2 separate regions of the Mus musculus genome follow, and region 1 is linked to region 2. A link is a contact called in ENCODE POLR2A ChIA-PET data. All regions are on one chromosome and are shown on one strand. Each heading gives the region's core, a stretch centred on a gene start or an enhancer-like site at or near the end of the contact. The rest is flanking DNA. Distances are from core to core; before and after follow the strand shown.

Region 1 (3,798 bases), core at 870-3,369, 58 kb after region 2:
CTCGCAGGCAGAGAGTGAAGTAGGACCCCTTCCCTACGGCTCAAAGGAGCAGACTTCCAAAGACAGACCCAAGGTGAAGACGAAAGGCAGGCCGCGTGCCGTGGGCAGTCGGGAGCCTAAGCCAGAGGTCCCTGCGCCCACGCCTCAGGCAGCCGTGCCCAGACCGAAGCCGCCTGTGCCCACCCCCAGTGAGAAGAGGAAGCACAAGAGCTCCACGGCCCCCTCCAAGGCGCCCTCAGCCCCCCAGCCTCCGAAGGACAGTGCTGGGGACAGGAACCCAGAACACTCTGCTCTTGTCTCCTTGACTCAGAGCCAGGGTCCATCCCACAGCAGCAGGGGCAGCAGTGGCAGCGTCAGGACTAGTGGCTGCCGACAGGCTGTGATTGCCCAAGGGGACGGCTGTAAAGACAAGCTCCTGTTGCCTTTGAGAGACACCAAATTGCTCTCGCCGCTCAGGGACTCCCCACCACCGACAAGCTTGGTGGTGAAGATAACCCTAGACCTCCTCACGAGGATTCCCCAGCCTCTGGGGAAGGGGAGCCGCCCCAGGAAAGCAGAAGACAAGCAGCTGTCAGCAGGGAAGAAGCAGGACTCGGAGACCAAGAGCTGTGACAGCTCCAGCAGAGTGACCAAGAAGAGAAAGGTGGGTGCAGAGACAGGTGGTGGCATGGTCTTTGAGTTGTGGAAGCTTGCTCGGCTGAGCTGCCTCTCCAGGGCTCCTCTTGGCCTGCATCCGCTTCCCGTCCTGCGGGCTGTCACTCGGTCAGGGTATCTTGAGTCACTGAAGGCATCCTCTTTCTGCACACCCCACAGCGAGGCGCAGCATTTTTATGTTTTATGCAGATATGGTTTACTCCCTGGGTGCTGTATTTTATCCTGGAGGTTCCACAAAGCGGCGCGATAGTGTTCTGAGTCGTCTGAAGAACTGTGCACTCATGACCACGTGCTTTGTCCCTAGAACTAGCTAAGGCCTCTGGGGAGAGGTAGCGAAGTGAGCTGGTGGGGCAAGCTCGGCATGCTGAGTGGCCGTCACGATGTGTTTTCAAGGCAAACCTTCATGATGCGGCTTTCTATTAGGCATGATGCCAGTTTGGACAGTGTCGTCTTCCTTTATTCAAAGGGGTTGAGCTCTGGATTCCTGGATTTTTTTTTTCTTTTTCTCCTTTGTGATGAGGAAAGACTCCCGAGGGTACTACTACTACCTGCCCAGATCTTTTCACAGAGCACAAGGGCCATCTCTGCTTTGCTGACCAGGAGAGGATTTAGCACTCTTGAGTATAAGAAAGATATCTTACGAGGAAGATCATGTTGAAGCCCAGATAGTTTATCCACCTGGTTAAAGATATAGTGGCTCTAGCAAACCGAAAAGGGAGATTTCCCCCAGAACCTGGTTGCTGGAGACTTGAATATCTGTGACCCTATCTACTGTGCCCAGGTGCTTACTGAAGAAGGGGCTGTCTGAGCTGAGAGAGGACAGGTTTCCGTGTCAGGACTCTAGCTGGGGGACTAGGGGTGAGACAGTATATGTCTATGGAGCTCTGTTCTGGATCGTGCCACGTAGACCAGGCTGACCCCAAACTCACAGAGATCATCTGCCTCTGCCTCCTAGTTAAAGGCCTGCACCACCATGCTAGAAAGATTTTTTTTTAAAGCTTTTAGAATGAGATGGAATAGTGTGTGTGTCTGTCCGTCCATCCGCCTGCCTTTCTGTCTGAGACAAAACTTTATCGGAACTTGTGGTGGACATGCTTAGGGAAAAGTGTCCCTGCAGCTACTGCCTGAGCGGGACCCCTACTCGTGCTGGCCAGCAGCCAGTCTCCTGTCACCCCCATCTGAGCTGCCTTGGCTTATTTTATGTTGTCTCTGGCACTAATCCTCTGCTTTTCTGCCTCCCACTGGAGTGGAAGGAAATACAGTGTGCAGTGTGCTTCCTTGTTGGTTAGAGAGTCGTCAGCCTTCACGGGAAGGGGGACGTGGGGGGCGTCTAGGCTAGCTCCTCCGCATTCTGAGATCAGAGCCTGTCCTCTGGAAGCTGAGCCTCTAAGGCATGGCTCAAGGGAAGCATTCTGTTCAGAGCTTGGGGAAGTTTCCTCATCTCCACCGTGCACGTGAGTTCTGCAAAGTGTCTGGTCCAAGAGAAACTGAGGATAAGTGCCAACTGTGGTGCCTGTTAGCCAAGCAGACTGTGCCCTGGCCTCATGTGCTCTGTGCACTGCAGCAGGTACCTGTCAGGGTCTACCCGGCTCCTCTCAGCTCTCCTCGCCCCACCCCATCCCAATCTTCTCCAGTTTGTGGGCTTCCCTACCCCAGCTTCTGATTCCGATAGAACCTGCCATTTGGGCCATGTGCTCCAATAGATCTTGGTCCCCTCTCCTTTTTTCTCCCCCCCCCCCCCCCCCGCCCCCGTCCCCGTCCCCTCCATGGCTGATTCAGTCTGCTGACCATGTTAAGTTCGCTACTTCCTCTCCCTACTCTGGACCCTTCCTGATGCCTCTGGCTGTACTCTCCCTCATATGTCTACAACAGGAAGCTTCCCTTCAACCACACCTTGGAGTGGCCATGTCCTCATTCTAGACACAAAGCTCTAGCAAACAGCCAAGAGATCCAGCTTGGTAGTCAGCCTTTCCGTGGTGAAGATGGGACCCATTGGTTTAAATCCTGGCTGTATTAAAGTCCTGGCAAGCCTGATCACTTTACAGTCACCTAGGGACAGCGGGAGGAGGACTCTGGCATTTTTTAAATTCCTAGGCAGTCCTAATTCCGTGGGGCTGGAAGCAGTGAAGCGCAGCCTTCCCAGGTCCCTGCTCAGGCCGAGCTGGTGCTTGGGTAGAGGAGCTGTGGAGGTGTGCTGTGAGTGTGGTTAGCATCGGTTAGGCATTCATTGCTTCAGGTGTGGCATTAGTTAGCTGCTTGACTGAGACGCTTCCAGAGAGCTATGGATCCAAAGCTAGTTGTTGTATATTTACCCCTCAGCAGAGTCATGTGTTCTCTGATGCGGTAGGCCTTGCGTATGTTACCCGTTTTGTGCGTCAATGCCATGACGGCCATTCAGGCCTCCCTGGCTCCTCCGGTGGGGTCACCTGGTTTGCAAACCTGGGAACCTGGCTCTAGGCCAGAGGTTTACCAACTTTTTTTTGTTTGTTTGTTTGTTTGCTTTGTTTTTAAGATTTATTTATATGAGTATACTGTAGCTGTTTCCAGACACACCAGAAGACTGTATCAGATCCCTTTACAGGTGGTTATGAGTCACTACGTGGTTAATGGGAATTGAACTCAGGACCTTTGGAAGAGTAGCCAGTGCTCTTAACCATCTCTCTAGCCCCTGACTTGTTTTTTAACATGGGAATATTTCTCCCCAATGCCTTCATCTTCAGCGTGAAAGCTAGAAAACGCCTTTTCAAGATGTATTTAGAGACATTTAAGAGTTTTCCAAAACGTTCACGTGAGTGCAGTTTATTCAAAGCCCCCCACCCCCACCCCCAGCTTCTCACTGTCCTACTATGAAGTTTAACAAAAGTTCTCAAAGGATTCAAGTCTTTGAAGGCATTTTAGCCTTAAATACTCAAGAGAATATCAGAGATTACACAGTAGGGTGGGGATGGAGTTCAGTGTCTGAGCACCTCTCTAGCATTATTAAGGCTCTGGATGCAATCCTCAGCCATGCAAAACCAAAAGCCAGCCAGCAAGAGAGAGCCGATGGTGCAGACAGCTGTGATGAAGAGGGGACTGGGTTAGGAACAGTTGATGAGGCACAGTGGAGAAACTGAGGTAAATACACAAGCCGAGCAGTGCTTCTTT
Region 2 (3,471 bases), core at 180-2,679:
TCCCTCTAAATATATCTGCATGTATTCCAAGGAGAAACGGTCAGTGTGTCATAAAACACCAGCCCTGGCACTTGGACTTTGGATCGTGTTTTTCTCTGTTTTACTGCAGGCTGTGAGCTTTTGCTTCTTCATACACAGGGATCTAGAATTACAGTTTGGGGCTGATCTACTGTTTAGAGCTTTGCAAAATAATGATCACAATATTTCTTTACTCCATTTTGTTTTGCCCTGTGTGTGTGTGTGTGTGTGTGTGTGTGTGAGAGAGAGAGAGAGAGAGAGAGAGAGAGAGAGAGAGACTCCGCTAAAATAGTATATGAATATCTTTTTTGTGAAGCAAATGTTCCAACAAAACTGTTTTTGAACCTGAGTCTCTTGGTAGTCCTGGTTCCTCTAGAGCTTGCTCCGCAGACCAGGCTAGCCTGGCCTCACAGAGATCTGCCTGCCTTTGCCTCCCAAGTGAAGATATTGAAGCTGTGCACTACCATGCCAGGCACAGAGCTGAATATACACAGAATGCTCCAGGAACCACATTGTCACTCAACCACGTCACCCTAGTCTCCTGGGAAACCTAACAGAGTGTAAAGTGTGTTAGAACCTATGTAGAAGTATGTGCCAGGTTCTTCTGCAAGGTGAATTAACATGGTGTTTCCTTAGAGCCGGTATCAGTCTAAAACTTGTAACATGCATCTCAGGTATGCAAACTGCCTCAGAATGGAAAAAGAGACTTTATGATGCGTAACAAGAATTTAAATTTCTTTATCGAGTGTAGTTACTCTCAGAGGAGAGTGAGTGGCCAGGAGGTTCCCTGAGCAGTGTTTTCAAGGCTGATTTAAATTGTGTGAAGGTGGGTGTGGGGTCCTAACACAGATGATCAGCCCCAGGAATACAGCTGATAGAATCATTGTTGTCTTCTGGAGGGGCCCCCGATTGCTTTTTTAAGTGTCAGTTTGAGTGTTTGGGGGACCAAGTCCCCCCCCCCCCCCCCCCCCGATTCAGCTTGTTGTTTGTAGTGTGTTTTAGGTTAAGGGAGCAGTATTAAGAATGGAAGTTTTAGCTGAGTGATTTTTATTATGAGAAAGCCTCTTGCACATTCTTTTCATACACATGGAACTGGGGGGGGGGAGTAGTCTCTTGTGTTTGGAAACATTTATTTTTGTCTCCAAAACACGGAGCTGTCCTCTGTAAGCAACATTGGGAGAGATACAGTTTAATGGCAAACTAATGTAATTTTAAAATGCAGTGACAGTTTTTCCTAAAGCCAATGTGTTAAAAAAAAAAAAAAGAAAAAGAAAGAAAGAAAGAAAGAAAAAGTTCCCAAGCTTTTGGAATGGAAACAAAGGACAGAAGACAAATGTAAGCCAGGCAGAACCGTTTCCAGTGCTCTAAAGTCACGTGACAGAAGCCGCCGATCCCGTTCCTTCACTTCTATCCACTTGTGACACAGGGACCCTATTTCGTAAGGCAAGGTGGCTGGAAGCCGTGAGTCTTATAAGTTGTTTTGTATGGTCAGGGCAGGACGGCAAAGAGCTAAATCAGTGAGTCAGAACCCAGTGGGTTGATTTCTTTCTCCTTCTCTGGCTACAAGGAGAGACGCGTGAAAGAAGATACTCCTCCCCCGTACTCTCCAAAGGAGAGTTAAAACTTTGAGCATTAATTCTAGAGGGAGCTGGTGACATCTTTGAGAGAAAGGCATACACGGAGTGAGCAGTCAGGGGTGATAAATGGGTAGTCAGCTGTTCACAGGCAGCCCCGTGGGCCCTGGGTTGCCATGGGAGCATGAATGGCATTCAGCATTCCTGATTGACTAACCTAGTTTAGTGACAAGGCTTGTGAGCTCTGAGCTCTGGCCTGGCAGAAGGCTCTTCAGGTGGACCTTACCACAGCACGCTGCACCATGTCTCCAGCCCAGCTTGGGCCTTTGTGTGGCTTGAGGCCTTCCTCATCTCTCCCCCCCTCCCCCCAGCCTCTTTGACTCCTTCCCTCATTAGTGGTAAGGAAGAAGAAGAGAGGACCCCCGCCCCCATGCCTACAGAGTTGGGTTTTCTCAGTACTTTAACTCCTCGGTGACACATTCCATCCCCCAAGGAGAAGCCTTTGAGTAAATGCACCCTGACAGGCCCAGCATGGGGCTGACTTAATCACCGTACTCTGAAGAGGTGAGGAATTGGAGCTGAATTTTTCAGCATTTTCACCACCTCTCTGAAAGTCAGCACACCCTGTGTGTTTTAGGTTTCCAGAGGTTCGTTCGGATTTTTTTTTTTTTTTAAATTTTTACCCGTTTTGTGTGGGGAGTTCTGTCAGTGAGAGTGTCGGCTGGCTTGTGTTTATTCTGCAATGCAGTGTTCTGTGCGTTGGAGCATAAGTGCTCTCTCTCTCAAGGGTCCTGGCAGCGCCTGACTTACACTTGTCTTCTGCCCTTGTTTCTGTCCCTAGCACCCAATAGCTTGGAAACTTTTCACATATTGGTTTTATGAAAAATGTCGACACGTTAAACTGTATCTGTCCAGATGTTGATTAAATAAACTCAGGGCAGCTCAAGGTTCTGAAGACTCAATTTTGTCTTTATTTGTTTCCCTCCACCCCCACCCTGCCCCAAAACATTCTATGTCCCCCTTTCTCAACCATGAGTCTGTGATCATCAATACCAAGGCAAAAGTAGCCTCCTTGCCCTTTACAGTCAGCAGGAGCAAGGGTCATGAACTTTGCCTGTATTCTGGAGGCAGGGGGGACTTGTAGATATCCTTGTAGATATCCTTGTGTTCTGTTGACTCTCCAGGATGCAGAGCATCCTGATGCCAGACTGTGGTTGCTGAGTGTTATCCCTGTCTGTGGATGTCTTTAGTGTATGAGACATGACTTGTGAGTGCAGAGGTTACTGTGGGATCAGTGACCCCCAAGTGTGTAAAATCTAACAAGGATCTAAAGAAGGATTGTATGCAGCTCAGTGTTTAGAAAACGGAAGAGCAAGCGCCTGTTGAGGCCCCTCTCAAGGAGCTTCCTGTAAGGGCTTTGTGGAATCAGCCGAACCAGTCATGCGTTCTGTGGTTCCGAGATTGTTCTGCTGGTAGGGATAATACCTGGGTTGCCGTGCACCTCCTCGAAACGAAGGAATTAAGAGTGATTAACAGCTAGCACACCTTAGTCATCACTGCCCTGTGTAACTCAGCCCAGCGACTGGGAGCGTAAGGCTGCATCACTAACCAAGCTTGGATTTCCAGGGCTTTGTGAGACAGTCAGTCAGTCATTGAGCCTCTTTTTTTTTTTTTTTTTTTTTTTTCCCAAATTGGAAAATGGGTCTTTAAAGAAATTCTACTTTGTCAGGTCTGATTGAAAACGAGAGAGAGAAAGAGAGAGAGAGAGAGAGAGAGAGAGAGAGAGAGAGAGAGAGATTGAGACCGTGCGAAAGAACCAGTGAGGCACTCAGGACAGTGCTGACTGAGGAACATGGTGGCCGGGACAGCTGGTCCTCTG

The links. ChIA-PET counts read pairs that join two places held with the same protein, here RNA polymerase II (POLR2A).
Region 1: POLR2A ChIA-PET joins it to region 2 with 23 read pairs in Patski. The contact joins two enhancer-like sites. POLR2A ChIA-PET finds 5 or more read pairs at or near these places in 3 of 5 experiments (Patski and embryonic stem cell).

What each region holds. Positions count from the first base shown.
Region 1 is chr5:103,833,817-103,837,614 of GRCm38, forward strand. It overlaps Aff1 (AF4/FMR2 family, member 1), which reads left to right. Exons shown (of 20, transcript NM_133919.4): 11 at 1-643. Among named protein-coding and RNA genes, the nearest start is that of Gm42139, 50 kb to the right of the region's middle. Within about 2 kb of position 2,120, at least 1 of the 3 ENCODE cell types and tissues checked has a DNase peak (open chromatin) inside an H3K27ac peak, as active enhancers do.
Region 2 is chr5:103,776,967-103,780,437 of GRCm38, forward strand. The region is part of intron 1 of Aff1 (AF4/FMR2 family, member 1); the gene reads left to right. Among named protein-coding and RNA genes, the nearest start is that of Aff1, 25 kb to the left of the region's middle. Within about 2 kb of position 1,430, at least 1 of the 3 ENCODE cell types and tissues checked has a DNase peak (open chromatin) inside an H3K27ac peak, as active enhancers do.